Regions from separate parts of the Mus musculus genome. Here region 1 is linked to region 2. Evidence: chromatin loops called from intact Hi-C (ENCODE). Cell type or tissue: heart. All regions are shown on one strand. Links, peaks and the distances in the headings refer to the core of each region. The heading gives the core; the rest is flanking DNA. Region 1 holds the start of Gm15511 (predicted gene 15511). Region 2 holds the start of Gm46153 (a long non-coding RNA gene).

The links. A loop is a pair of places that touch in the nucleus more often than their neighbours do. Peaks named below come from ENCODE experiments on the same cell type or tissue, not always from the same donor. Only the 100,000 strongest peaks of a DNase experiment are listed, where the experiment ranks them.
Region 1: a loop joins it to region 2, with 2.1 times the contacts of the local background. A loop is called at or near these places in 4 of 42 quality-filtered maps.

What each region holds. Positions count from the first base shown.
Region 1 is chr9:69,355,345-69,370,486 of GRCm38, forward strand. It overlaps Rora (RAR-related orphan receptor alpha), which reads left to right. Exons shown (of 11, transcript NM_013646.2): 4 at 6,395-6,536; 5 at 8,822-9,217. It overlaps Gm15511 (predicted gene 15511), which reads right to left and starts at 8,903. Exons shown (of 3, transcript NR_136934.1): 1 at 8,652-8,903; 2 at 4,455-4,549. In heart, for the core only: no CTCF peak of the experiment used is centred there; no DNase peak of the experiment used is centred there.
Region 2 is chr9:69,290,546-69,305,687 of GRCm38, forward strand. The region is part of intron 2 of Rora (RAR-related orphan receptor alpha); the gene reads left to right. Gm46153 (a long non-coding RNA gene) reads right to left here and starts at 15,025. Exons shown (of 2, transcript XR_001779364.2): 1 at 14,881-15,025; 2 at 9,875-10,110. In heart, for the core only: a CTCF peak has its summit at 6,054 (motif pointing left); a DNase peak (open chromatin) is centred at 6,066; H3K27me3 peaks cover 761 bases.

The DNA of each region.
Region 1 (15,142 bases), core at 2,686-10,685, 65 kb after region 2:
ACCTAGAAAGCTCAGAATATGGCTGTCACTGGAGGCCTCCTCCATCCTGCCATGCTTTCAGCAGGCAGCTGAGTTAACTCTTTTGAACAGAGAAGCCAGTGGAGGCAGTGATGATGCACTGGAGGTGGAGTCATCAGAGTAGGAGTGTGCCTGGGAGGAGCCGGCTCAGAAAAGGTCCCAAGAATGGATAGGGAGGAGATTCTGAGCTTCCAAGCAATAGCGGGGACAGAGGTCCTTAGAAAAACTAGCTTGGTCTGTGTAGGATTTTTGAAAGGAGGATTGAGTCTGGGAGAGAGATGCCTGGATGGGGGCCGTTCACTGGTTATTATGAGGGTGAAGCGCTAGGGGCTGATAGGGAGGGGACTCCAGCAACAGGTCTTAGGAGAGTGTGTACCTGGATTTGGATGAAGGAAACCAGATGCAGGTGATGAAAGCCTATGGTTTCATTATGAATTTGGATTGATAACTTCATCTCCACGTATAAGAAAGTGAGGCAAGAGACATACATTTTGGAACTCCACATCTTTGTTAATAGAGATGGGAGCACCTTTGCCAAACTGTTTGGTAAATTTCTAATTCTGGACAAATACTTCCATTTTTCTACAATATTCCCAACTGCATGGGTACAGCTAGGACACAGTCTCACATTTGGTCTACACGGGCCGACCAAATTACTTTTCGATTTAGACAGCCACCACAAATAGTAGCCATCAACTGAGCCCCAAAGTGTAGCATTTGCCGAGGTGTAAATACTCCTCAGTGAGGCTATTGCAAGCACCTCCAGAAGACTTAACCAATATTTCAGCATCTCCAACTGCTGCCATCCTTCCAATATACTTGACAGCACCTGTTATAATAATGATCTTTTTTAGTGGTGGTTAGGCTTAAAAACGGGATTGAATGAATTTCCTAACATTTAGTATTCACCTCTTGAATCCAGGTCATAGCTATCTCCTGAACACTCTGGCTCCAGTCCTAACCCAGGAAGTGGAAGAAAGTTCCACCCAAGGGCCAAACTTGAGAATATATATATGTACATATTAGGATATGGATATATGCATACATATACATATATATAAATAAAACCAAATAACCATTTTGTTTTCTCAAAAGTACCGAGCAGTGGACTCGTCATAAATGAGACTCGAAAATGTACTTTCAAGACAAAGCAGTCCAGGGATGACTCGGCAGCTAAGAGCTTGTATTCCTCTTCCAGAGTTCTGTTGCCAGCACCTGCTTCAAGTGGCTCAGAATCCTCTGTAAACTCCAGTTCTAGGGAGTCTGATGCCCTCTTCTGGCCTCTTAGACACGGCACTCAAGTGTACGGCCCACACCCAGGCACACACATGCATAATCATCTTTCTTTCTTATATTTTTGAGGTTATAGTACAATTACATCATACCCCTTTCCTCACTCCGGACCATCCCATCCATATACTGTGCCATGCACTCTTTGGTTCATTGATTAATTAGTCAATTAATTTCCATCATTTTTCATTTCAGTAATTTCAATTAATGTTCAATGATTTAATTAATTCCAATAATTTTAGTTAGTTCATCTTTCTTTTCATTAACTGTTGTTTCATACATACTCATATATATGACTAAACACAGCCCGCTCAGTCTGTACAGTGTTATTCGTGTGTACATGTTTCAGGGTTAGCAATTTGATATCGGATAAGCAGCCGGCGTGCTCTTCCCTGGGGAAAGACCTTTTCTCACAGTACTCTCTGGTTGCCTGTGACTTTTTGTGTCGCGCTGAGACCTCCCTGGCCTTCTGCTGCCCATGCTACCGTGTCTTTTTTTTTTTTAATTTATTAGGTATTTTCTTCATTTACATTTCCAATGCTATCCCAAAACTCCCCCATACCCTCCCACACACACACTCCCCTACCCACCCACTCCCACTTCTTGGCCCTAGCATTCCCCTGTACTGAGGTATATAAAGTTTGCATGTCCAATGGGCCTCTCTTTCCACTGATGGCTGACTAGGCCATCTTCTGATACATATGCAGCTAGAGACACGAGCTCTGTGGGTACTGGTTAGTTCATGTTGTTGTTCCACCTATAGGGTTGCAGACCCCTTTAGCTCCTTGTATACTTTCTCTAGCTCCTCCATTGGGGGCCCTGTGATCTATCCAATAGCTGACTGTAGCATCCACTTCTGTGTTTGCTAGGCCCCGGCATAGTCTCACAAGAGACAGCTATATCTGGGTCCTTTCAGCAAAATCTTGCTAGTGTATGCAATGGTGTCAGCGTTTGGAGGTTGATTATGGGATGGATCCCAGGTATGGCAGTCTCGAGCACATCCTAGAGAGGATTCTGAGACAGGAGTTCTTGAGGGTGAGCAGCCTGTGGCAAAGCTCTGAGGGGAATGCGTATCACAAAGCCAGCACTATGGTCCATCCTTTCATCTCAGCTCCAATGTCTTATGGGTGCCCTTGTACAGCTCATGTTTAGACAGTCATGTTGGTGAAACTATTTCACGTTGCTCAGGCTCGTGAGCTCCCGTGACTTGTATCTCTAAGGGTAAAAGACCTGTGGTGCATTGTCAAAACCTACATGGGTGATCCCATCATGTCACCTGTTAAGGGAGATAGGCCTGGTAATCTTTCCACTTCCAGCACTGAAGGGAACCTATTGGTGTTACATTTTTGAAGGGCTGCATGGCAGCATAAAGCCACTAGGTGGTGGTAGTGTGCCACAATCCAAGAATCTCCTGCCCGAGGAAGATCATGGTGACTCTTTGCTGGAGTCCACCATGACTAGAATGGAACTACTTCAAGTGTCTTGACATACCTTTTGGTACCAGCAAAATTGCACAGTGATGTAGTTAATGCCTTTCTTGCCAATCCTTGACTTGAGTGCTGGCTTTGTGATATGCATTCCCCTCAGAGCTTTGCCACAGACTGCTCACCCTCAAGAACTCATGTCTCAGAACGTGCTCCAAGCAGACAAACCCCTGATTCTCACTCAGAAGCGTCCCTGAGCTTTCCATGGTTTCTTTCTCACTTCTAATTCTCCTGTGGGCTCTAACTTGTTTTACCAGTATAAACTTCCTCAGCATTTACACTGCTCCGAAAGCTTTCTGAGGAATACTGGCAGAGGTTTTTCAAGGCGGCCAGGGGCTCAGGAGATAGCTCAGTGAAGCATTTGCCATGTAACATGAGGACCTGAGCTCAGTCCCATGTTAAAGGCCAGGTGTGCATGCCCTTATAGTCCCCATGCTGTGGAGTTAGTGGGTGGGGACAGACAGATACCTGGGCCTGCTGGTCAGCCAGCCTAACCTAATCTTGAGTCCTCAGTGTCTCTGAAAATACACAGTTCAGTTTGAATCAGGGCAGCCTCCCCAGTCTCTCCCTAGAAAGCTCCCCTGGACCCCTCGTGTAGTGAATGGGGTATTTCTTCTTGAGGATGGGACTGTATCGTCTTTGTCCAAGAGAATGGCCTTGCCCTGGTTCTCAGCTCTGCCCTCTCAAAGCTGCTGAGCCATCGTGTTCTTGATGGACTCAACTGAAGGTTAAGTGTGAGGTGAAGAGGGTGTGTCTGCTGGGTTTTGCTCTCCCAAATCCTTCCCAACTCCATAGCTAGGCAGGCAGCTTGGAAGCTAGTCACAAGCTCCAGGCTTGCTGCCCCTCCTCCAACCCTAGACACACAGAATGCTGCATTAATTTTCCTTGAGGCTTACAGCCCGATTCGCTCAGACATCTCTAATGAGAGCGACTCTGAGCCCTTGCCCTGAGTTTCATTGCCTTTCACTCCATGAATGAGCCAGATTTCGATGTGGGTGGGGTAGGTAAGGCGAACCAAAGGGGACATAATGCTTCAGGGCAGAAAGGAAGGGGGATGCTGGACTCCGAGGCTGATTTCTCCTGTGACCCCCATCCCACCTCCGCTGCAGTAGTAGAGCATGCGTTGATAAGATGCTTGTGCAGTGGCAGCCTGGGCCAGCTGAACGAATGAATCTAAAGGAAATGGTAATTTCAGAGTCAATCTGTCCTGCTACTTATAGTGGAAACAAAGGGGACAAGGGTGTTCTGGAAAGATTTCTGGAGAAATCTCTGTCCTGGCTTCCTGAAGTGCTGGAGGTGGCATTTTGAGCAAGCCACCCCATCTCGAGAGACTCCAGTCCCTTTACCCTTCACACAAATAAATAAAATTAAAAATTTAAATACCTGTGAAAGAAACGCAGAGGGTGTAGACAGTGGCTGAACCCCAAGAAAGCGATAAAAAGACAAAGACCAAAGTGACCACCCATGCAGGTGACTTCTTGGTGTGCTTTAAAATATATTTTCTAGGCTTCCTTCTAGTAAATTCTAAGAAAACTTCTCACACTCCCTTTTTGCCAGGGAACACCACACACACACAGTTTTAAATATTTTGACTGCTTTCAAAGACACCGAACTCGTTACAAAGTGGGTTAGAAGAGCCTGGCTCACATGCATTTAACTTACTTGGCTTGGTCCATGCAGACCCCAGTCATCACACAAAGCAGCAGGTGAGGACACTGATGGCAGATTTTGAGTGCCATCCACTGACCTGTAGAGAACTAATAAGAAAGCAAAGAGAAAAGGAGAAAGTTAGAGTCACAAACGGCCCCACCAGCCAAGACCAGCAATTCTTCTCTTTGGGGGGCATAGTTTTTCATAGTTTCTTTTACATCAAATATGGGGTGCTCTCTCACTCTCAGACTAGATTGCACTGGTCTTAGATCTTGAGCCAATTTTATCACTTTTTTTTATACAAACAGTATTTCTGAAACATGATTTTCAGTGGTCGCCCAACTCCATAGTGTAAGAGTGTGTACTAGAGCTCAAGTCAGTCACATTTGGGCATCTGGTGCTCTAAAGAGCATCCTCTGGATGAATCTTGAACTGCTTCTCTAGAAAAGATTCCTGGCTGACAGGACAAGCACATTTATTTCTGTCCTTAATAACTCTGATACAGCAGCCAAAGCTGCCTCTAGACAAATGTGTTGGATGAAGCATGTGGATATTTTAACATTCCTTGTGCATCCTTCCTTTACTCCCTAATGTCCCCTGGTTGGAGACATTTGTCTTTATCATTAGAGACAGCCCTGAAGATGACCATCTCTCTCTTGTACCCTCTGTGGCTCTGCTTCACATAACCCCCTACATTTCCTTAGATACCACTAGAAGAAATACACACACACACACACACACACACACACACACACACACACACACACACGGTATCCCCAGCCCTGTCACTGCCACGCATTTTGGAAGTTATAAAATATGCTTCTAAGTAGCACATGTGTTGCATGAGAAATCTATGGCGATTAGAACCAATTTTCCAGTCAGCCATCGTAGAAACATTGCACCCGTGTGAAGCTTGTGGGTTTCTCCTACAAAAATCACTAAAGAAAGGCTTGCACCTTCTAGTCCCTGACTGGAAACCAGGAGGTTCGTAAGCACACACCTCGAGGCCAGCAGCTCCCGTGTGCCTTTGCACACCCTCTCATCTCCAGCATAGCACCCAACACAGACGAGAAGCTGCTGATCACTACACTGGACCCAAGCCTAAAGGCCGTTCTTCTAAACACTGCTGATTCCCAACCGGTGAGGACTGGGAATTCGCAGTGCAACTGATCTTTAAAGTAGCCAATCCAAGTGTCATCTAACTGTTTGCACCGTTAGGTTCAGACCCGGGGAGTGAAAGATGGCCAAACGGCCAGAGGCTTGAGTGGTAAACACCACGGCACGCCCAGACATATAGATGACATCATGGGACACAACACTTGCTGCACACACATGAGAACCTAAGTTTGAATCCCCAGCATCCACATAAACACAGGCATGACATGGGCACCTGCTCACTCCAGCACTGTGGGAAACAGATGGGAGGCTCACTGGGACTTGCAACCTATTGCCAGGCACAGTAAGAGACCCCATTTTAGCAAAATAAGGCAGTGTGACACCAAGGCTCCTCCTCTAGCCTCTGCAGCACACATAGGAACATACATGTGCACACACAAACACACATGCACATACTCTTGTGTATACCACCACAAGTGCACCAAAGGAAAAGGTATTTTGGAGATACAGGTTAGAGGCAAATCCTTTGGGGTCACTGCAGCCCACACTGCTTTGTTTGGTCACCCTGATCATGTGTCTTTTACACAGGCAATTGAGTGGAAGTTTAAGGAAGTTTTGCATGTGTAAGGGATGGAGGATTAGGCTCTGGGGGTTAATTTTACTCAAGGAAAAAAAGTGACTTTAATTTCATTAATGGCCTCCTGGATGATTCTGCTCCAAGCTTAACCCTCCATTAAATATTAATGCCATTCGGCACTCGACGCTTAGTACCCAGCCTTTGGGTATCACCGCTGGAACTGACACTAACCTGTTCCGTATTTATAACTGAATCACAGGGCTTTTTCAGGAGAAGTCAGCAGAGCAATGCCACCTACTCCTGTCCTCGTCAGAAGAACTGTTTGATTGATCGGACCAGCAGAAACCGCTGCCAGCATTGTCGGCTGCAGAAATGCCTGGCCGTGGGGATGTCTCGAGATGGTGAGCCTCGCATAGCTGGCATGGGACAAATGCATGGGTCTGGGCAGACGCGCATGCAACATGGGTGCTGCTCCGTCAGGGGAGGCTCTCTCAACCCTTTCCCGGGCCCCTCTGGCAGCTTCCTACAATCCATAGCACTTCCTTTATTCGTGATCTATGGGAATCAGCCAACTAGCCGGTGAGGGTAGACACCGAAGTGTCCTGTACTCAGAATAGCTTCAGGTTGTCAACATTTCAGAAACTACAGGTATGTGTCATCTGAGGGCTTTCATGCAGGAAACCCAAGCCAGGACAAATTGGTACTTGCCTAATGCTGGTAAGTCTACTGGCATTTGGCAGGAAATAGTTCTTACGGTAACTGGGTCAAATGCCTGCCAAAGTCAAATTTTGCACCTTCCAAACGTGTGAAAATAGTGAGTGAGGCTGGGTGATAGGTGTTATTCTTCATTGAGAAGGCATGACAACTAGGGATAGGCCACTTTCCAGTTACAGAGCATCTCAAGATCCCTCCCTGAAGCAGCCACTCTTAAGTGCACGGAATAACACCAGGATTCAAGACAGTCACACGTGGAAACTGGCAGGAAATGCAGTGGGTCCAGCTTAAGGACTTTTCTGAGTATACTGACCGTCCCCAGAGATCTCCTGAGGTGTGGGGTGTCTGTCTGCCCTTCCTACCATCAGCTGTTCTTAGGGCCAACAGAGCCACCCGAGCTCATGTTCACTCGCACTACATGTCTTGAGAGCCTTTTTGCATCTTTTGTCTGCCTTCAGCATCAAACTGACAGGTAGGGTTCCTAGCTGCCTGTTACAAATGCATTTCCTTGGGCTGGTCCTTTTTTCCCCTTGCTCACTGGATATAATCGTCATTTTATTAAGACAAACGTTAAAGTGTAGCTTTAGAGTAGAAGCTTTCCTCATGGGGTTTCTAAAATAGCCTCTGCCCCACCCCAGATTAAGTATCTTCAGGGTGGCTCTTTACACACCTATGTCATAAGATAGCATAAGTTGTTGTGATTTGTTGCCCAACCCTCTCTGAGCTCTGGAAGCCCCAGAATGGCTGAGCTCCTGGCTTGTTCCCTCTGTAGAAAGGGCAGACAGCCTCCCCTGGCAAGACGACTCCACCAGCTGGTCAGTGGAGTGCTCTCGTTCCCAACTGCATTTCCATGTCCCCTGCCTTCTGCCCCTCCGTCACTCTGACAAGGCTGAAGTAAATGAGGTCGTCCCCCCAATCAGGAATCAATTTAACTATAATCAATTAGGAGAACTAAATCCCTCCAGCAAAAAGCGTTGTCTGTAGAGTGCCTAGACAAGAGGGCAGGGGGATGACACCGTCGGTGGGAGGAAACAGGTTTTCTATATCTGGATGAGTGTTTCAGGGAAAAAAAAACACCCGAGACAGTGAGTCAGGAAGCTGTTGCCATGCTTGCCCAGCCAGATCCTGAGAAGTGCCACAGACACAGACCCTCCCCCAGGGGACGTTACAGGCCTTGCCCTCCCATGTTCTCTTTACCTGAGGCTAAATGATTGTAGAGCAAAGTATCACTTTAACGATGGATCCAGCTAAGATGCCCCGGTTTGTGCCTCAGCTACTTGAGAGGCGGCGAGGATGACAGCTTGTACCTGGGACTTCAGGACCAACCTGGGCAATATGGTGAAATGTATTTTCTCCAAAAAGAAAATAAATACAGACAAGGCCACACCTGCCCACAGCTCTCATAGACATACAGTTCTGGGAACTATAGACAGCTTCACGGTGAAGCCCCAGATTCTTATGTATGGGATAGAAAGAATACTTAGTAAAAGATGAAGCTTCCGCCCCAGTATATCCCATGAATCTTTGCATCTCTGCCTGGCGGCTCAAACACTACAAAGTAAGGGGGCGGGTCTGGGCCAGGCCATGTCATATAAAGTGACCAGATTATGACACCACAGAGCTAGGTGCAACGTGCCTGTCATCCTCAGGAGGCTGAGGTAAGGTGGCCACCAGTTCAAGGCCAGTCTGGGCTACTTAGCAAGACTCTGTCTCAAAAAGAAAAATCAAAACATTATATTCTTAATGAGCCTAAGGGCACATGACCAACAAGGGAAGAAGGGTTGCCTGGGCTAGCTTGTCACCTGGGAGGGTGTGTTTGCAAGGGGGTTGGGGGCAGCTTGAGGAAGTTGTTTTTGCCGTGTGGGTGACTTGCTTTTATGCCGACTTGCTCTGAGATGTTCTGGAAACCTGAAAGCTTGAGAGAGGATAACTCTGCCTGGTTCACGGTGTGCGTTGCTTTCTCTCTTCCCAGCTGTCAAGTTTGGTCGGATGTCCAAGAAGCAGAGAGACAGCTTGTACGCCGAGGTGCAGAAGCACCGGATGCAGCAGCAGCAGCGAGACCACCAGCAGCAGCCTGGGGAGGCGGAGCCGCTGACGCCCACCTACAACATCTCAGCCAATGGGCTGACGGAACTGCATGATGACCTCAGCACCTATATGGATGGGCACACCCCCGAGGGCAGCAAGGCCGACTCAGCCGTCAGCAGCTTCTACCTGGACATCCAGCCCTCCCCAGACCAGTCGGGATTGGACATCAATGGGATCAAACCCGAACCCATATGTGACTACACACCAGCATCTGGCTTCTTCCCCTACTGTTCCTTCACCAACGGAGAGACTTCCCCAACCGTGTCCATGGCAGAACTAGGTAAGGCAGTATGCAGTGCTCCTCCTGGTTTGCTCTGGGCATTCCCTGTGAAGTGAAAGGGGTACAAGGGATTGTCTATAATGGGCAGGATTTCCCCTCCACCTTGCCCAAGCTTCAGATGCCAGCCTCCCTGTCTGATTGTTTCTCATGGGTGTCCACTGCAAATGTACTGCTCTGAACCTAGACAGGATGTATGTAAGCAACCACAGTAAGCACGGGAGAAGGCCACTTGAACTGGTTAGTCACTTAGACTCCAGGTATTCCTTTATGCCTAACGTCACACACAGACATGGAGTCCACCAGCCCAATCTAAGCCATAGGCATATATTTATATTTTAAAGTCTTTAACTTGGTTGCTAACATTTTTAAGCTTTTAATTGACACTGAACAGCTGTGTATAAATCATAAGGGACAGTGTGCCTTTTCAGTACATGTAAACATGCTGTAATAATCAGCTAGGGGCATGTCGCATATCTGTCATGTTGAACACTTAAAATTGATTCACAGGGAGCATTCAGAATCCTCCTTTCCAGCATTTTCAAAGGGATGGCCATATTACCATTATCTGAGCCACCCTACCATGGAGCCACACATGACAGTGTTCCTCTTCTGATCCCAACTGTACCACGGACCTGCTGCACATTCTCTCAGTCCTGGTCCTACCCTGATAAACTTGAACATTTATGAGAAAAATCAGCTTATCGGTTCTTTGTGGGGAGTTTGATTTTTTTTTTCATTACATTGGGCCAATATTTGTGAACACCAGTAACCAGCTGGTACCCTTGGGGGATGACACATCTGGCGGGCCCTCAGGTAACCAAGCTTCGCTGCACTGGTGTGAATTGTAAATGCCTGTGGTGACTTAAGTCTGAACTTGCCAGAATGCTTTAAAGATGACCATTGGTGGCAAAACTGGTAAGATTTCATACAGGGCTCGCTTTGCCAAAAGGAAAACAAGAAAAATAGGAAATCAAAACAAAACACCGCAGAGACACAAACAATTCTGTTTTCCTATTGTCAGGGCATAGCTGTTTCTGGGGAGACGATGGCCCAGAAACACTGATGACACAGACAATGGAAATGTTCCCTTCACGTGCGTTATGCTAACACCCTCTCTATATTTAATCAATTTTTTAAATATGGCACTATTATTAGAAAACCTTTGATAAGAGCCTTTACAGTTTTCAAATGATCTGCTATTCCCAGTGATTCTATACATGGGCTTATTAAACTCCTTTGGGATATTTCAATTAGCTGCCGCAGAGACCCGGGGTGGCAGAGACCCAGCGGGTTCTGACTTGAACACAGAAACCCTCAGTACAGCCATAAAGGCTGAGTTCCTTAGACGGCACCTCCACCTCTGTACCCCGTAAAACATCTTTTTTTTTTAAGTGAAAATTTCCAGTCCAAAAATCTCCAAATAGAACAAATTGAACGTTCTTCACGGTTTTTACACAACATCTCTTTATGGATCTAAATTTAAATCCTCGAGAGCCGGGGCATTTTAAGCCTGCTCTTTAACCACCGCACAGCACTAAAGGTGCACTGCCGCTCTTTTGATTAGCAGAGAAACCTCTGAACTAGAAGCCATGCTGAGCAGAGGTGGGTTTCATTTTTTTCCCCCCGAACTAGAACAAACCCCCCCCCTTTTTTTTTTTTTGCCATGGGATCTTGGTTAGCTGAACCTGAAGCAGAACCGTAATGAAAATTAAATTTTCAAAAATGAATAAGGGTTTGATTGAAAGCTGACTCGTTCCCACGTAAAGTGACCTGACTCACCCCAGGCCTGCTGCCTCTCCTCCGTAGCGACCGTGAGCCTGCCTGCTTGCCTGCCAGCTAGTCGGGGCTGAAACAGATCCACAGAATGGAGTCAAAGCCTTACCCCAGCACATGGTATTTTGGCTAACAGTGCACAAATCCATGACTAGGGCTATAAAGGACCGAGCTGGTGCCCTCGAGTCTGTAGACGCACCTGTACTAGTCACCTCCCACTGAGTCTGGGAGCCATGGGTTATAGCATTTTCCGGGATGAAGTGACTCAAATAGAACCAAGCTGAAAACTAAATTAGAATTCTTCTGAAAAGGGGTATATTTCTATCACATTTGTGTGTCAGGGTGGCTCAAAGGAGCTGAAGATGGCATAAAATGGCCTAAGACTGGCTGAACCTTCTTCAAAGCTGCCTTCTATTCTGTGAAATTTTCACACAGCCTATGTCCTGTGGTCCCTTCACACACACACACACACACACACTCTCTCTCTCTCTCTCTCTCTCTCTCTCTGTTAGTTAGTTGCCCCCTTCCCAGTCCACCCCTCCCACAGTCCCTCCCCTTCTCCTCTGAGAGGGTGTGGCCCCTCTGGGCATCCTGATCTTCTTGGAAGCTAAACTTTGTCATCAGAATTTAAGCAAGTGAAATTGCACAATAGGAGAGTAAGCTGTGCATGAACGTATCCTGGGTCCAGTCCCATCTTTCAACAATTATACCCACAGAATGTTGAGCAGCACAGGCCTTCATCCTCGACTAGGAAGTCTTGCCCTTGGCATTCTATTAGTGCCTGAACCATGCATTCCAGATAAACAACCAAGGCTTGTTTTATAAAAAGTGCTAATCTGGGTTTGTTAGCTAGTGCCTTGTGCAAGAGATGGCAGATGAATCAGGTGCCATGAGACAAGAAGCCGGCTTATGTGGGTTGTGGTCCCTCCCAGCTTTGCAGTTGGTTGCACAACTCACTGAGCCATACAGCCCACGAGCTGTAACTATCCCTCTTGTGCATCCATTTGTCTATAAAGGTTTGCCCAAACTCTGAAACCAGATGATATCTGCGTCAGAGGAAGCTCTGCCTCTGGAGACCTGCAACACTATTATTGTCTCAGGAGCCTAGCTAAAGAAATGGGGAACTGTCACCGTCTTTCCTCTTCTGAATATATATATTCCACCACACGGCAACTGCTGTGCCAATGTTAATTATTGATGCTATCTATAAAAATGAGGTGTATTTAGCCTAGATGATACCAAAAGTTCTGTCCTACCCTGAGGTCTGAGAGAAAAATCTTAGAAACATCTGAAAGGTTTAAAGATTGTAACACACACACAGCATAATTGAAGTGAAAAATTGAGATTTTCTTGCATTGAAGCTGCATCCATAGCTACCCATGGTCACGTGCTGTCCAAGGACAGCAGGTGGAACACACCTGGGTACTGTGACAGCACCAAAACTGTCAGGACTGAGAAGGGAGACAAACTCACAGTGTTGCAAAGCAAGAAAAATAACTGAGCGGCGGAGCTTTGCCCAGAAAGCTTGTGTCCTAACTCCTAGGTTTTAGGACTCCATGGTCTCCACCCAGCCTGAGAGCCACACTGACTTCTGAGATTTTATGCGATCTGGTTATACTCTCCCTTGATGAAAGGGACATTCGGAAATAGTGAAGGGTCTTAAAAATATGAGCCTTGCCGGGCTGTGGTGGTGCATGCCTTTAATCCCAGCACTTGGGAGGCAGAAGCAGGTGGATTTCTGAGTTCGAGGCGAGCCCGGTCTACAAAGTGAGTTCCAGGACAGCCAGGGCTACACAGAGAAACCCTGTCTCAAAGAAACAAACAAACAAAACCACCAACAACAACAACAAAAATTAGCCTTGCCAGATCTATTATAGACTGGAATCAGAAACACTGCCTGAGCAGTTGGTCGGTCACCATGTAGCTGCTGCCCCCTGCTGACCCACTCTATGCACTGCATCTGTCACTGTCTCTTCCTATTGGCTGTGGGAAAGCCCCACATAGGTCCAGGTGTCCAGGAACCATTTCTGCAGTGCTCGGAATCAAACCTAGGGTCTTGAGCGCGGCAAACAAGCACTCCGCCTCTAAGCAATATCCTCAGCCCTGAATAAAATTTGAGACAGAGCTTCACTCAGTACCCCTGAAACTCACTAGGTCATTTAGGCTGGTCTTTAACTCATGGAAATCCTCCTGTCTCTGCCTCCCATGCACTGAGATTACAGGCATGTAGCACCATACTTGGCACCCAGTAACCTTTGTCAGGATCAATTGAAATAAGATGTTGACCATAACTGGGAAAGAGATAATGATGAGCGAGCGGAGTATGAGCCCCATAGCACCTCCTGGGCCTCGTTTTTCTAAATCTACAAATCTTGGTTTATAGTCTAGACACTGTCCTCCCTAGCCAGAGCTCTTTATCTAAGCGTTAATTTTCTGCTTTCTAACACCCATTCTTTTTATCTTAATGAGCAGGCTTCTCTGCTTCTCCTCTGGTCTGTCTCCTTGAAGTGCTTTCTTCTGTTTACATTTGATTTCTTTGGCTTTTTAAATACTATTTATCCAGGCTGTTCTGTTACCTGTGTGCTGCCAGGCAGAGCTGTTAGGGTTTATTATGCTTCTGTGTCTCCAAGGAGACTCCAGTTTCAGATTGCCTTTAGGTGAGCTTGCTGTTTTCACACAGAAACATGTCTCCTTCTGTCTGGCGGAAGCTGGAACATGTTTATAAACAAGCGGGCTCTGTGGTACTGTCCGCCAGCCTTACTTTCTATGCCATCCTAAGTGGCTTGCCTGCCACGGACTCAACCCTGAGAACATGAGCACTTTTCGGTGTGATCCGTTGTTTGTAAACTCCCATCAACTATTTCCATTACATTTTTTTTGGAGACAGGATCTTTGCTATGTAGGCATTCGAGCCTAGAATGTTCTATATAGATCAGGCTAGCCTCAAGTACATGTCCATCCTCCTATGCCTAACCCAATTCAAGTTACAGACATGTACTATCACGTCCAGCTTTTAAAATATTCTTTTAAAATATTCCTTCTGTTCCCTGACACTAATGTCCTGCTTCACACGAAAACTCAATCTACATTTTATCAGCTACCCACCGGACCCTCCTACCCCAGGCTTTCTAGGTCCCAAGCACAAAGCTGCCTGTCCTCTGTCCCCAGTCCCCAGATGCAATCTTCAATACGTCGGCTTTCCCGCCAGGATTCTGCTTAGTCCTATTATTATATCATATTCTGGCTCAATCCTAAACATCCGAGATCCTTCAGGAGGTGGGCTCCTAGCTAGCTATGTCTGCTTTAACCCTGTTACACCATCGAATCTGTCTGCCCCTTACAAGTGTCATATGTGTTCTTTCATCCACGGTCCCTTCTATATAGCACTGACCCCTCCCTCCTGCCAACCCTTCCCATCCCTTGGTATCCCTCCTTTACTCAGAAGCATTCTCCAATTCTATCCAGCCAATCCTGATCTCTCCTCTCCTGACCATGATAGCCACTGTCTTTATCTTGTGATGTGCCTCACATCCTACTTTCTGATATTTTAAATTATCTTTTCTGTCTGTCCACACATGTCCACAGGTGATCAACTCTAGAGACGTCTTTGGCATATATTTAGTATCACCAAAGCCCTAATACACAGTCTAACAATTATACAGCATCGGTATGTGACACTCCCTGTTCCAAGTGTGAGTCCTTGGATACTCACAGCTGTCCTATGAACAAGTGCCATTTTCTTTGTTTTGCCAAAGAGGAAAGCAAAGTACAGAAAGGTTAACAACTTTCCAAGGTCATATATCTCAGAAACAGCAAGGCAGAGACATACTCCCAGGCAGTCTCAGTCCAGGGTCAGTCTGTCTCTCTCTCTCTCTCTCTCTCTCTGCCAAACTAGTACAAAATCTGTTCATGCCTCAGCAATGTGTGTCCTGATGTTTGCTAGCAAAGCAAAGGTAATAGCTAGTTGTCATCATTAAAGGATGGCATCTTTCCAGCTGGGGAGAGGTTCCAATCAAAAAGGTGCTTGCCATTACAACATGAAGACCTCAGTTTGGTCCCTAAGAACCCATGTATCACAGACAGAGAGAGACAGAGAGAGAGGAAGGAAAGAAGGAAGGAAGGAAGGAAGGAAGGAAGGAAGGAAGGAAGGAA
Region 2 (15,142 bases), core at 2,464-10,463:
GGTTAGCGTTCCAGGCCTGCCGTCCGAGCTTCGTACGGCCACCCCACCCTCTGGAGCTCCAGTGGCCAGCGGGTTAGGGAAGTGTGGAAACTCAGCGCTGCGTCCCTCGGACGCCGCCACTTCAGAAAGCGCGCGGGCCGGAGTCAGCCCAGCGCCCCGAAGGTGCCAAGACGCCCTCCGCCGCTGCCCCAGTCGCAGCGCGCTCAGGCTAGACACTTAGGTTTGTGCATGGATGTAGACAGAAGACAGGATCAGCCCACGGGATTGGAGAGGAGAAGCCGAGGTTAGACCGCGGCGAGGGCCTACGGGCACAGGTTAGCCGCGGCTAAGCCTCCGCACCCAGGGCCTCCTCCCTGGTCTGGGGAAGTAAGCTGTGGGAAGTAAAAGGAGGAAAGTGGTTTGCAGGGACGGCTGGCTTCAGGTGTCCCAAGGTGAGGCGGGAAGAAGCCAAGGCAAGTCAGGGAAGTTTGTGATGGAGACAAAGTTTGGAGGTGCGCAGGAAGTTGCTTGTGCCGCAGGGAGAAACCGAGACAGGCGCTTCGACCTTTGCAGATGGCCCTGGAAAGACTCAGCCCCATAGCTCTCTGCGCGATCGTGCGCCTGCTGGGTCCTCTCGGCGGATAATCTGCCCAAGCAGTGTGCAGGCCCGGTCGCCCGGCTTGGGGATTTAAAGCTCCATCTGTCTGTGGCACAGCGGCCGCTCCTCTCAGGGGCAACAATTGTGAGCACCCTGAAGGTCTTGCGGGGTTTTGCCCTCTAGCGCGGCGGCCCGGTGCTCGTTAAACGTTTGCTAGGTTTAGGATTATTTTGTTGTTGCAATCCAGGATGAAGGACACCCGTACCGTATCTGCGCCGGCTTTACTTTCAGATCATTGTGTTTTTTCACTAGAGATTGGGTGGCATCTTTTATTAATTATTAACAGGTCGAAGCATTCAGGACGCTAAGATGAGCTGGCTGCGTTCGATGAAATCTTTCTGTAGGATGCGCCCACGGCAAATTTAGTGCCTTTCCCCTTCCACTTGCGGGAAGTGAGGTTGAATCACTTTTATAATATGTGACTGGTATAACACAAGAGGGAAGAGCTTCCCGTGGTCTTAAGTGTGTGAAAGTATTGGGGAAGGAAAGGTGTTGAGGTTTCTTATTATGTAAAAGAAATCGTTTTCCCCTCCCCAAAAGAGAATCTTGGTAATTCTTCTTCCCATTAAACCTGTTAAGTGAAAACTGACTGCAGAAGCCGCGACGCCAGTTGTATTTCGTTCCCTCACCTACTTAAATTTAAAAACTAGAATTTGCTGTTTGGGAAGGGCGGGTGAAGGTCCTCATCCATACTGTGTACCATTGTGTTGAATGGGAGAAAGGTGAGAAGCTGAGAGAGGCTTCTTTTTAATTGCCCTTTCCTCCTGCTGAACAGTAAACCTCTCAAACATTAAGGAACTGTCCTTTGATGGTGTTATTTGAGGCTGATCTTTTTTAGTAAGTTGGCTTTTGGCTTTTGTAGGTTTAGTACCAAGTGAAGTTCTAATCAAACTCGCCTTGTGATAAAAACTGGGGGTCATCAGTATCCCCTCTCCCCTAACATACACACACACACACACACACACACACACACACACACACACACACACACGAGACTTGGGAGCTTCCTATGGCTGCTGTAAAATAAGATTCCTAGATTGGTAGTAATGTCACTGAGAAAAGGAAAAAAATGTCTAGACGTCCTTGCAGTGCAATTTTCTTTAAAACCCAAGCTTAGAGGTATGTGTATGTGTCGGGGGGGGGGGGCTTGGGGGGGGGTTGGATGAGAAATAGAATATTTCAGTCCCAGCATCTTACGTCTTTTGTCTTAATAGGATTGTCTTGCTTTGGTGCAAAATTTAGAAAAATAGTTTGTGGGAAAGCAAGGAATGCTGTAAATGTTTCCATATCAGATTTAAGGGAGGAAAAAAAAAAAACTGGCCTGGAATCGTATTAAATACTTCCCTGCTGCCTCTTGGTTTTAATAGTTAAATTGGTTCCATATGCAAGAGTTTACATAATTAGATTCTTCGTGCAAAACAGAAAGGTTCTTCTTCATAGTATAGCTTTCTGCTGCGTAGATGCCTGTGAACAGAGGAGGAGAGAAGGAGCCACTATAAAAAGAGAGGCATCCTCTTTGTTGCCCGATTTAATGATGTTTTTTTTTAAAAAAAAAAAAAACATCATTAAATCAGGCCTTTTTGAACTCACCAAAGAAGAAAATCCTTTCTCTGTGTCAGTTGTCAAATTAGTTTAGGCTTAAAGTGGTTCGATGCTTAGGAAGTAGTAACCTTGAGTTCGAGCAACTCTTCCCTGACCCTTCAGTGTGTTTTGTTTGCTTGCTTGCTTCACAACAGATTCCCACTACCATTTAGGTTGTTCCTTGGGCACAGGGAAAGAGTAGGGATGCTGTTTATTCTTGAGGCAAGGGGCACTCGGTCTGGTCATCACATGGGCCAAGTGCTGCTAGCTGGTAGCTGAGTGTTAAAAAACTTGAAGCTGGAGCAGTTGGTATTGTATGGCTCTGCAGCCTCTGTTTGTGTAAAGGGACTTAGAAGGATGAAAGCTCAGATGGGAGCCTCCATCCTGTCCTGGATCTTTCCTCCAGGTTGTCACACAGATGCCAAGGCACCTGGAGCCTTTGGAAATCCTCTTTGTATTGGACTTTGGTGTCACACCTAACTTCAACAGTCTGGACAAATTTGGCTTTTGTTTTTAACCGTGTGAAACTTGGATTCAATTCCTAGTCTCATTTTAAACATCCTTCCTGCGGTATCCCTTACCAGGCAGGGATCTGCGTCCCATTTAGGGGACCGGTGATGGATCGGACTGGTAGAAATTGAGGACTGAACGTTGAAAATCGAAAACTCAAATGGCTGCCAGTGCGGAGCCAACTGTGTGTGTGTGTGTGTGTGTGTGTGTGTGTGTGTGTGAAAGGGCACTTGCTGCCCAGTCTGAGGACCTGAGTTCTGTCCCTGGAACCACAGAGTGGAAGGAAAGAACTGACTCCCACAGGTTGGCCTCTGACCTCCCGATGTGTGCCATGGCATGCACATGTCCACATGCATAAAGACATAATAAATAAACATAGTTAAAGATAATTAAAGACAGAAGGACTGAATGTGGATGGATGTAAAGAGAGCCGTGCTGGTCTGCAGGGTGGTTTTTAGGTGCAGTTTTCATAGGCAGCCTCTCAATGCTGTTTTTTCAATTGTGTCATAATACGCTTCTGTCGGGTGTTTTGCCATCAGCCAAGCTGAGCACTCTGATGTAAGCATTAGCCAGGTAGAAAACATATCTAAGCCAACGTAGACTCTGTAATTTAAGTCCTGACTTTTCCTGGTGTTCAGTAGCCATATCTGTAAATAGATTCATAGTTCTCGAGACCCCTTTCTCCCGTTTTCCCTTCCAGCCATGGAGATCAGAACACCAATGGGCAAGGTCAGCAAACAGATCATTGCCAAACGTCTGAGAGAGCAGCCGTCAGCTTTGTAACTTACTCTGTGGCTCCTAAGATGATTATATTTAGAAAGGACCATTTATTTGGGCAAAAGTGAACTTTGTGGATGGACGGGTAGGTGGACGGATGCATTGATGAATGAGTCTTCCTAAATATTTCACCATCAATAAAGTTCCTTCATGGAATTTGTTGTCTGAGAATACTTTGTAATGACGGTGTTTGTGCAGGCCTGGGTGTAGCTTGGTTGATGGAGTGTTAGATTCATATGTTCATTTCTTCTTTCCTTAGCACCAAAAGAAATGTCAAAGATGGATTTTTTTTTTGTTTTCTACATATTTACAATGTTTATTGCAGACCAAGCAAAGCTGCTTGAGTCTGTGTGTTTCACATTTGATCGTTCAAAGCCGTAACCTTTAGACACATTACGCTATCGGCTACACTTACTTTATATTTTTCTGATTTAAAGTAAATTTTTAAACATTCCCCTGTCACATCCAGTATAAACTGATGTTTGATAATGTTTCCAGGTCCTTTGAGGAATGACAGGCAGAACTATGCCCCCATCTAGCCACTCCCCAAGAATCCTTCCCATTTGTTCTGGCCTTTGGACTGGAGGATAGAGAGGTTCAGCGCCTGAGCTCTGTGAAACCATCAGTAGTGTGGGGATGACAGGACAGGACAGGCTTTCCCCATAAGCTGTCAGAGTGCTATGCCTAGAGAAGAGGTCTAAATAAGAGCTCAGATTAGCTGATGAGAAATATGGGGTCGGGGGGAAAGGCACTTGAAATAGATTGTTTCTAGATTTTCTATTTTAAGTGAAACATTAGCCCCTGTCGGGTTTTCAGATAGGATAACTTAACCCTCTGCTCTCATGGCTGTACAACGGAAGGCCAAGTCGACTCCGGGCGGTACTTTTCTTTTCTCGGTTTCTGCTTTTATCTGAGGTTGACTAGACATTTCCCAAGCCAATAGGGGCAGGGTATCAATCTGTGTGCACTTCATGGCTCACGCATATGCCTGTTTGTGGCATCCGATGGGCCCATGCATTTGAGTTGAAGAAGATGAAGCTACACAGCTCTCGTGCCATAGCTAATTTCTTTCGGCAGATACCCCATAGAGCTGGACCAGGCAACTGAGTCCCACCATCTCCCTGTCACCCCACGAAGGAAGCTATAAAAATGCCCTGTACGTAACTTTGCCTCTAGTTAGCGTAAATGATAAGTCTGCCGTTTATATGGGGGGAAAAATAGATTCAATTATGTAATGCTTTGCTGAGCCTAATATCTTTAAATTACTCTTTAATAAAATCAATTTGGTACAAATGGGGTTATTCTTATTTGCTTCTCATAGCTCTTCATGATTTTCATTAAGCCTGCTTGGTATTAAGATCTGGGAGAGAACCAAGCTTGGCTTTCCTAAATAGCATAGAACAGCCTCGTGAAGTGCAGCTGGCCTCTGCACAGAGTCATCATTATCACAGAACTCAGTCAAATACTTGTCTGCCTGTCCCATTTATCTTTAGGCAAAGAAGGAGGTTTACACGTGTGTCTTTTTATTTTAATCCATTCCATGTGGTCGAATGCTGGTCAGCATGGTTGTGTTGCTAGTGAAGGGGCATCAGTGCATAGTGTTGAGAAGCTTGGCGTCTCTCACATCAGCAGAAATAGAAGGTTTCTTGAGGAGTCGCAGGAGCTCACTTCTTGCTGGGTTGGTACTTAACCTCTCCGGGTACCGGATGGAGGTGTGCTGTTCTTTCAGAGGCTCGGGAAGGAATGAAACTTTAAGTCACTCAGATTCTATGTCCCGTCAGCAAGTGGGTGACACGAATGTCCTGTTATGCTTGAAAACCCTCCTGTGATTGGAGAGTTCACTATTTCCAGAGGTAGCTTATTCCATGTTAAATCAGAAAGACCATCCCATATCAAGCAGACATGTCTGCTTAGTTCTCATAAGTTCCCTCTGGTTCTGAGCCCACCTTCCCATGCTGTAGGGGACACATGTGATCCTTCCAACTGAAGACTGCTATTTGAAAAGACACACACACAAACACACACACACACACACACACCTACCCATGAGCTCTGATGTCCCTCTGCCTCCCATCTCACTCAGGTTCACCGTTCAGCCACCTCACAATCTTGGTCAATTTCTTCCTCAAATGAAAAACACACTTCAGTTTGTCTGGAAACATTTGACATTTTGATGCAAAAAGTGAGGTCCAGCTGCCTAATATGATATGGCTGACTTGACTAACAAAACAAAACAAAACAAAACAACTTTGTTTCAAACATATTAAGGTACATAAAGAAGGCTCTATAACTCGACTGGGGATCAATCCTAGTGGTAATCCTTGTAATTTGTGGAAGCGGGGGCTTAAGAGTTTATGGGTACTTTATTTGACTTATGTTGATTATTTAAACTACCCAGGAAAAAAATTAAAGTCACAAAAATAATTATAGGAACATTACAAGCTCTTATAAGTTTTGGGTGTTTTTTTTTGTTTTGTTTTGTTTTGTTTTTTTGTTTTGTTTTTTCACAAAGCAGTATCACATCTGAGATGAGGCTGCCCTCTAGTGGATACTTGCTCATGACAGGCAACAGCCATGCCAGTGCCAATGAAATTCCCATCAGGCTAGTGGAAAAGGTCAAAGGTTGTGAATATTTTCTCGACAGCTGTGGGGCATTCTTCACCAATTTCAAAAGTGTAATTCATTATCTTGTGCAGTTATTAGAAATGACTTATTAGATAACGAATCTCTAATGTTTTCTTGGAAGGAAGGAAAGGTCATTTTAAAGGAACAAGTTCTATTAAAGCTTGTTCGTAGCACCCTGTTGTCTGTACTAAATCTGAGTGGCATTTGGTTCCTGAGCAGCTAAACCTGTATTGAAATCCTTGTTTTGTCTATTCTCCATCCTTGATTTTTTTTTCTTAAAAAAAAAAAAAGCCAGTGAAATCTAACATTTTTCATTTTCAAATCAAGGCGCTCTCCCCCCCCCCCTTCTCACACACACACACACACACACACAGAGGATATAAATAATTATAACCGCTGATAATCTTTTTGGCATCAGAAGAAACTGTTTAGCTCCTTGGTTTTGAAGACTCGGGTGGTTTAATTCACCCAAACTTTCAGGTTGTCTCAAAAATAAAGTATATATGATAGAGGATGATTGAGCTTGAAAGAGTTTACAGGTTAAACGACTGGAAATTGGCTAGGGTGTTGCTCACTTGGTAGAGGGCTTGCCTGACATTTAGAAGGCCCCGTGTTCAAGCTCCAGTCCTGCATAAAGCAGGCATGGTGGTGCACTCCAGTAATCCCAGCGCTCATGAGGTAGGAGCAAACTGAAGGTTATCCTAGGAAAGTTGACACAGACCAGCCTGCAAAACAAAAGACAGGGCTCAAAAGCAGACAGAAAAATGAAAATAACAACACACATAAAAGCTCTCCATGTAGAGTCAGAGAAAAGAACTCATTTGAGTAATAGTTTTAGGCTCTTTAGTGAGCTTTGAATTCGGCTTTGCCTGATGTATCAACCATGAAACAATCTTACCTCTGTGGAGGAGCCAGAGGCATCTAAATCCTGAAAATACTGATTTTCCCACTGAAATGCCTCTTGGGGGGTTGCAGGGGGACACACCACAGAGGTGTAAGAACACGAGGTACAGTGGGCTTTTTCATGGCTTGAACTTTGGGACCCGAGCTGTAATAGCAAAGACAACCAACCAAGATGAAAGATACCGCTGGGATTTTAAAGGAGTATGATTCTGGCCTTGCTGATACTCGAAAGAAGCAACTGAACTTTTCATGAAAACAAGGCAAAAACAACAACAAAAAGGGGTTGGGGGGTGCAGAGAAACTGCTGCTTTGGCCCTTTGATCTTAGAAATAAGGTCGTGGTTAAGAAGTGAGGACTTGTGGTTAGGTTGAGATCAGCTATTGAAGCAAATTGTTTTTTTTTTTTTTTTCCAAAGTGCACCACCCAGAAGTGTGATCCGCATGCTGTTTGTATTTCTTTTCTTTATATATATATTTTTTTTTGTTTTGTTTTGTCACGGATTGTTATCTTCATTTCTCACTTCTGATTTCTACAGAACACAGTGCAAACATAAATATTTCTTTCGGACGATGCTTGAGTGTTTCCTGTATGCTAGACCATTCTGGTGCCACCTATATGCTGTGATAGTCAGATTCAAGCTCTTCCTGTCAATCAGGTGTCTCGGGTGGTGAATCAGCATTTTTTTTTTTTTTCAAATACCAAGATGCTGGCAGCCACAGTTAACCAGAGAGGGCTATGCTGAGGGTTTTGGGCTTGCCAGTTTGTAGTTTCTCAGAGGTACATACCATTGGAAAACCAAGACACTTGGCGACACACAAAACTATCTGATCCCACAAAACATTGATTGGTTAAGGCCCACTCTTATATCTATGTGTGAACATGGTTTGATTTCAAGTAATCAAAGAGTTAACAATAAAATATCTTCACGAGTGATCCTAGGACTGGTTCCTGAACCTGGAGTAAAGCTCCTAACTGGAGCCTGTAACAGGCAGATTACTGAGTCCCACCTAGAGATGGCATGGTGGAGTCAGTGTTGGGTCGGGCCCCGAGGGCGGATTTAATCAGCATCCTGGGTGTTTCTGATACAGGCGGGCATCCTTGGGCCTCAATTGTTACACCCTTGTGTTCTAAGCTGTCAGCTTTGGGGTAGGCGGTGGGCTGCTCTACTCCCTCAGTGGTTCCTAGAGACCATCAGTCCTCGCCATCACATGGAAGGCATTTATCTTGTGTAGAGTTCTGTTTCTGGTGATCTGGGCCAAAGCCAATGAGTCAGTATTCACAAAAGTTCTTTTGATGGTCGTGAGGGTTAGATCAGTTTGGAAAGCCCTATTCTGGCCTCCTAACTGAGGTCTAAAGCGAAGCTCCAACAGTGAATGATCTTAGGGTAAACACAGGCTTCCTCGGGGTCCTCTGAAGAGAAATAGAGATGGGAACCCAATGTAAGGGATTTCTGTCATCACTTCAGTAACAGCCACACTTGGAATCGTTTTCTGTGGCCTTGCTAAACACTAGCATGAAGGAGGAAGTGGGTGGAATGTTACCCCCAGATCTCTTAACCCCACGTGACCTAAACAGGAGAGGGTCCTGAGGCAGTCTAGGCAGTCCAATAAGGGCGCTTATGATAATGGCAAAGCTCTCTACTCCTTTTCCTGAATGACACTGTCTGGAGTTCTGGCCTCTGTTTGCAACATTGACTCCAGACCTGTATGTGGGAACTGAATCTCCCAGAGCAGGTGGGGGAGTTGGCCACAGAGTCCAGCCAACTCTAATGGAAACAGCAATGTCTTTCCTGTGTTACCTTTTCTATCTTTTTTTTTTTAATTTAATGTTATTTTTTTCAGCAACAAAGTAAAGATTCCCTACTCCTAAGCTCTTCCTCAGCACTTCCTATGAACAAAAGGGCCTTTCTCCGGCCTAAGCATCCTCTCAGTGTGTCTGCAGTGGCCAAGCTGGGGGAGTGGGGTTAATGACCAGACATCCTACCTCCTACTCCAAATGACCAGACACCCTGTCTCTGATTCCAATAACCAGACACCCTGCCTTTTGTGTAGAGTGAGTTTTCATCTGGAAACGCCAGTAAAGTTGGACTCTGAGTGGTGTGGAGGCAGACAACACTCCAACTGACTCTGGCCCTGGGAGGTGGTTGTGCAATATACCTACCCCATTGCTTGGGGCAGCTTCAATGCTGTGGGCTACTCAGACAGTGGTGACCATGACATATGTAGTCTGTGTCCTTGGTGAGTGTATGCTGTGGTGGGTAATGTTTGAGTAAACATGCCAGCTGCCTTCATATAGGTAACTCCAGCAGCACAACCAGTCTGACAGAAGTAGGATGGCTTGGTGGATGAGCAAAAAGAGAGCTCAGTCACAGGCTTTCCCCAAACCTTGCTAAACGCCCTGCAGCAGGCCTAGAACGGATCTCAGAGGCTCTCTGGTCTCTCAGCACCCAGTATTGTCAGTATATTAGACAGGATGGAACTTTCAAGGTATACAGGCTCTTAGGGATTAGAGAGCTGGAGCTTTTAAAACTTCACACTGCTTACAGAGGACCTGAGTTTTAGTCACAGTGCTCATGCCAGGCCAATCAACCCAATCCAACACGCTCTACTGGCCTCCTGTACTCATGTGCACATACCCCCCACACACATACACACACACACACACACACACACACACACACACACACAGACATGTACTTAAAAGTCAAATTTTAAACAATATATGTGTATTTGTGTGTGCGTGTTCTATTTGAGATTCTGGTGATTTTGGTCTGATGGCCTTGGTGGATCGCATGTGCTGGTAAATTGTAAGCTGCATAGATGATTCTGATTGAGAAATCGCTTAAGTTCAACACCTTTATTTGATGCATGAGTCATCTGGGCCCCCAGTTGCCACACGGTGTTGAGGAGTGGAAAGCCCCAGCCTGCGTGTGGAGGGAAGCGGATGAAGGCATGGGCTCTAGTCTGGATCTGCTGCATGGTAACTGGCAGGTTTTCTTCGCTTGCCTTCTTGCCCTGTTTGTAAAATTAGAAGGTTGTGATTGACAGCTGCCAAGGTCTTTTCCAGAGTTCATGTTTCTATAAGAAAAAAAAATGTTTCCGTTACAGTTGAAAGGTGGGCTGGGGTCTCTCGTTCAAGATGTAGGAAAGGCACACAGAAGCCTGCTGACTTCTTTACTCCCTGTCCCCAACTATAACTGCTTAAGATACTTCAGTCGGCTAACCAGCTCCTTTTGGAAGTGAAAATTCTAAGGTAGAAAGAGGTAATTACTAATGCCAGCTATTTAAATACATTTTAAAACAAGAAGGCTTTCATTAATATTAACAAATATGCCTAAACTTAGTTCTGGCAAATTACAGCCCTGCTTTATCAAGTTCTAGCCCAAAGCCTTTTCCATTTTTGATGGTTGAGTTGAAACCTAGGAGTGGGGTATTAACTGAAAAATGAAGACCACCAAACAGCCTAAACCACTGTATTCCACCGTGATTGTATTCCCAACGGCACACTAAAGCCCCAGATCCCTAAGAGATGTAGTACACCCCCCCATTTCTCCCCAGTGATTAGCAGGCAGAAATGCTGTGCCTCCTGGGCCACCTGCTTAAAAACAAACAAACAAACAAACAAAACAACAACAGCAAACAGAACCAGAAGGAAACATGGAGATCTGTCCCTACTTCATCTGAAGCCAGAAATCCAAAAGAACTTGAGTTTTATTACAATGTTGATCGAAGGAGAAGGGTCTGTTAGACACCAGTTTCCTGTGATGTAAGTGAGGGTTGGGGTGAGGGGATGATATTTGACATTTCCAGAAGTGATTAAACAAAGTTTGGAAAGAAAAATCTGATGGGAGTCAGCACGTGAAATTAGAGTTGTATCTTCAACAGCTCCTTTAAAGACTGAGCACATTGCCTGTTTCTGGTTGGGTAGAAATTTAAAGGGAAAGCCAGGCTTCTATCCAGCAGAATCGTCTTAACAGAAGTTTCCTGTTTCCACCACTGCAGAGAAACAAAGTTGTTACAATGAGTTAAGATGGTTCAAACTTTTGGCAGCCTCTCCGCAGGCCCCTGCCGCCGCCGCCAACTCTTTTACAGTTTCTGTGTCGTTTCAAATGGTTGCTTAGGAGAAATACTGACCAAACTCCTCCTTTTGACTACTAAAATGGCTCAGAGAGTTTCTCGGGATGTTTTTATTTGCTAGAAATTTGTTTTGCAGTTAAGCTTCTCTTGTTGAGGGAGTTTGGTTACCAGCCATCTGACGATGCCTCGCCTCGGGGTGTTTACAGAAAACGTGGGTGCTGCAATTACATTGGAGCACAGCCCTCCCCCACCACAGATAGCATAGTAATCAACAGGAATGGGAAAACATGTATTTAAGGATTTGATGCTTGTAAAAAAGGGGCTGTAAAGGAACATGGTTGTTCAGATGTGAGAAGTGACTGGCGGCTCTCCTTATAGGCATGCTAGTAACAATAAAGTCTCCAAGTTCAACATCAAAGTCATCACGGTTTACTCCACCAGTGACTTGCACATCAAAGGGGAGCTTAAGACAAAGGGAGGAATGCTTTACCTCATGGCCAGATCCTTTAGGGGAGTGGGGGGTGGGGGGATGTGGCTTGCAGTTCCTCACTTCCTAAGGCAGGGCAAATGAGAACCAATTTCCCTCCTACCACTTGCCATTTACTTAGGAAAGATTCCTCACAGGAGAGATCGGATCCTCTTCCTTCAGGCAGCAAACTCGGTACCAAGGTGGGCATCTCAAACTTCACCTAATATGCCACATGAAATCCCCCACCAAATAGGACAGTTTAAACTGGGTGAGCTTGTAGTTGGTTGGTGAATTACCCTTGACAACATAATTTGGGACCTCGGTTTGCAATCTCTCTTCTCTCCTCCTCCTCCTCCTCCTCCTCCTCCTCCTCCTCCTCCTCCTCCTCCTCCTCCTCCTCCTCTCCTTCTCTCTCTCTCTCACTCTCTCATTAACCTTGTGGGTGGAGTCTTGCTGAATCAGACATGTGGTACTTAACAGGTGTGTGTATGTGTGTGTGTGTGTGTGTGTGTGAGAGAGAGAGAGAGAGAGAGAGAGAATGAAATTTAGACCTGTTAAACCAGCTCTTAATTAATCACCGGGTCTATGTCCCTGTTCCCCAACTCATGTCATGTATATTCCAAAATGCTGAGCTTAGAACAAGAGTCAGGAGCTGAAGACACACACACACACCCCTTGAATATTACATTGAAAATAAAACCAGCCATGCAAGTATTAGGGATGGTTTGAAATGATACGCTCTTTCTCTCCCCCCACCCCCTTGCCTTTGAAATGTGAGATTCTTTTATAGTTGAGCTTCAGTAATTTACTCATTTTTAAATGCTATTGAAAAATAGTAAGTAGTGCCCAGTGCAGTCATTAATAAATACAAAGCAGCCTTCTCTGGGCTCTGGGGAAACTTAATCAACACACAGTGTTACTAATTGATGCCATACTGAGCCTGCAGAAGCAACGGATCAGTAAACAGAAGTTAGAAAGCAAGAAGTTAGGGAACTGTAGGGATTATGTCGACATCAAGGGCTGGGAATTATAATAAGGCCTCTCTAGGGGGGTATTCATTTGCATGACGCTGAATTAGGACACCCGATTAAAGAATGCACCCCAAGTACTCATGGTGTGAAAGGTTTAAAGGAGGAATTGCAGGCAGGGGCCGAACTAGTCTCTTCGGGTGTTTTTGGTTTTGGTTTTATTTTGAGGGGGGATTTTAATTCATGATCGTTTGATAATTTTTTAATAACATGGTATAGTGGCTTCCTTTCTTAACAACAAAACGCTAATGAAACCAACTGCACAGATTTCTTTTTCTCTGTTTCTAGTGTGTGTGTGTGTGTGTGTGTGTGTGTGTGTGTGTGTGTGTGTGTGTGGTGTCCATACCCTACCAGTGGGTGTACATGAATCAGCTCTCCCCTTCCACTGAGGGTTCTAGGTGTCCACCCTGAGTCCACAGGGCTTCCATGGCCAGGACCTCTTCATACTGAGCCACACAGAATGTATATTGCATTCCCACAACTGAGTGCTTTAAATAAGTAAATAACAGCTGGAGGACAAGTGGGTGGAGACCGAATTAAACTAAACCTTATAAATCTCCTTCACCTCCACTCTACCAGGACACAAGCCTTGAGAAGATTAGACAGCTTTTGGATTTTCTAGTCTCCACCCTCCACAGAGTGGTCCTCAGTGTGTCACCCAGGACTCCCAGAGGGTTCCCAGGGCCCTATGGTGAACAGCACTAGTGGGTAAAACTGCTGGAACCTCAGCCTGGGTCCAGGCTGTGGTACTCTGCTCCTGCGGCCACGGGCTCCTTCAGTACTGTACACTTGGTGTCAAGGAAAGGAAAGAGAGTACCGGTCACATTTAAGACTGTCCTCGATAAGCCAGTATAAAAAAATACTAATTTTTAATTTCAAATTGTTTGTATTGTTATTGTGGAGGGTATATACATGATCTGGGATGGGGGGCAGGGGCCGCATGCCATTGATCACCTATGAAGAGCAGAGAACAACATGGTAGAGTCAGCTCTCTCCTTCCACCTTTAAGTGGGGATGCAAGAATCAAACTCCAGACTCCCATGTTAAGTGCCTTTAACTGCTGGGCCCTTTTGCCAGCCCTAACTTTATTCAGTTTTGACCACTGAGCACATGCCTTTGGTGTGCTCTCTGAAAAGCTTTTGCTTCATTGTGAAGTACCAGTCAGTCTCCGGGGACAGAGTGTTATACCCTGGTCTGCATCAAGGGTTAGGTTGGTTCTTACATGGAGATCCCTGTGCCTTGACAGAAGGGCTGACTGTGGTTATTCCGATTTGGGGATGTGTCACGAAGGCTCTGTGAAGTGAACCAAGTGTCTGTCACTCAGAGGGGAACAGTCAGCTGTGTTTCTTGTCAATACGTTGTTCAATCTTGCATGCAGAAGTGACGGGCTTGGAATACGTGGGCCCAACCCCATGATTGACCTGATACTTAGAAGCTGCTCTGGTGTTGGGGGGCGGGGAGCTAACCATGTTGAGGCCTTGAGATGATTGCTGCTGATTAAAGAGATGTGTCACCCCTTGGAAAACTACAGAACTCGGTGAACCAACCCCATGCCTGTGAAACCAATACAGGGGATTACAAAACCTCAGCCACAGGACAAGATAGAGCGACTGATTTGAATCTGAGCAGAACATGAAGTCACTGGTGTGGTTTCAGGATCCATATTCTAATTAATCGATGGCTGGCACGGGTGGTTCCCGCCTCTAACTCTAACTCGGCTCTAGTGAGGCAGGAAGTCTGTCATTAGTTTGAGGCCAGCTGGTCTCCAGAGTGAAATCCTGTCTCAAAAACAACCAACCTAAACCAAAATAAATAAAATAAAATAAAATTTAAAAATGGAGGTGGGGGGACTCCTACTTGTTAAGTCTGTGTGCAACACCATAGAACATCCAGAGATGCCTGAAGAGGCCTGTGATGTGGCTTATTTGGTAGAGCACCTGCCTAACCTGAAGGAAGGCTTTTCCCAAGATGTCAGAGAGCAGGGGGGGCGGGGGTGTGTGTGCATGGCTTCTTCCCAGCACGCAGGAGGCGGGGGCAGGGGGATCACAAGTACAAGGTCATCCTTGGTTTCAGAGTGAATTTTAGACCAGGCTGGGTTACACAAGACCTTCCTGCTTTGTGTGTGTGTGTGTATGAGAGAGAGAGAGAGAGAGAGAGAGAGAGAGAGAGAGAGAGAGAGAGAGAGAGAAGGAGAGAAGGAGAGGGGGAGAGAGAGAGAGAGAGAGGGAGGGAGAGTGTGTATGTGTGAGAGAGAGAGAGAGAAAATACTATTACCTCTCCTTTGTCCAGTCCCTTTTCTGGGTGTCACCGGATTTTCTTCTCATTCCCCAAGAGAACATCACAGAACACATTGAATACAGCCATGAAACTCCACAGATGAAAAAGATCTATTAAAAGAAAATGAGAAAATCAATAGAACATTGGGGTTTTTTGTTTTTGTTTTGTTGTTTTGTTTTTGTTTTGCTAGATTCTGGTGGAGTATTCTTAATTGTTTTTTTTGAATGCACGAAAGTAAATATTTTTAACTGTTGCCAGT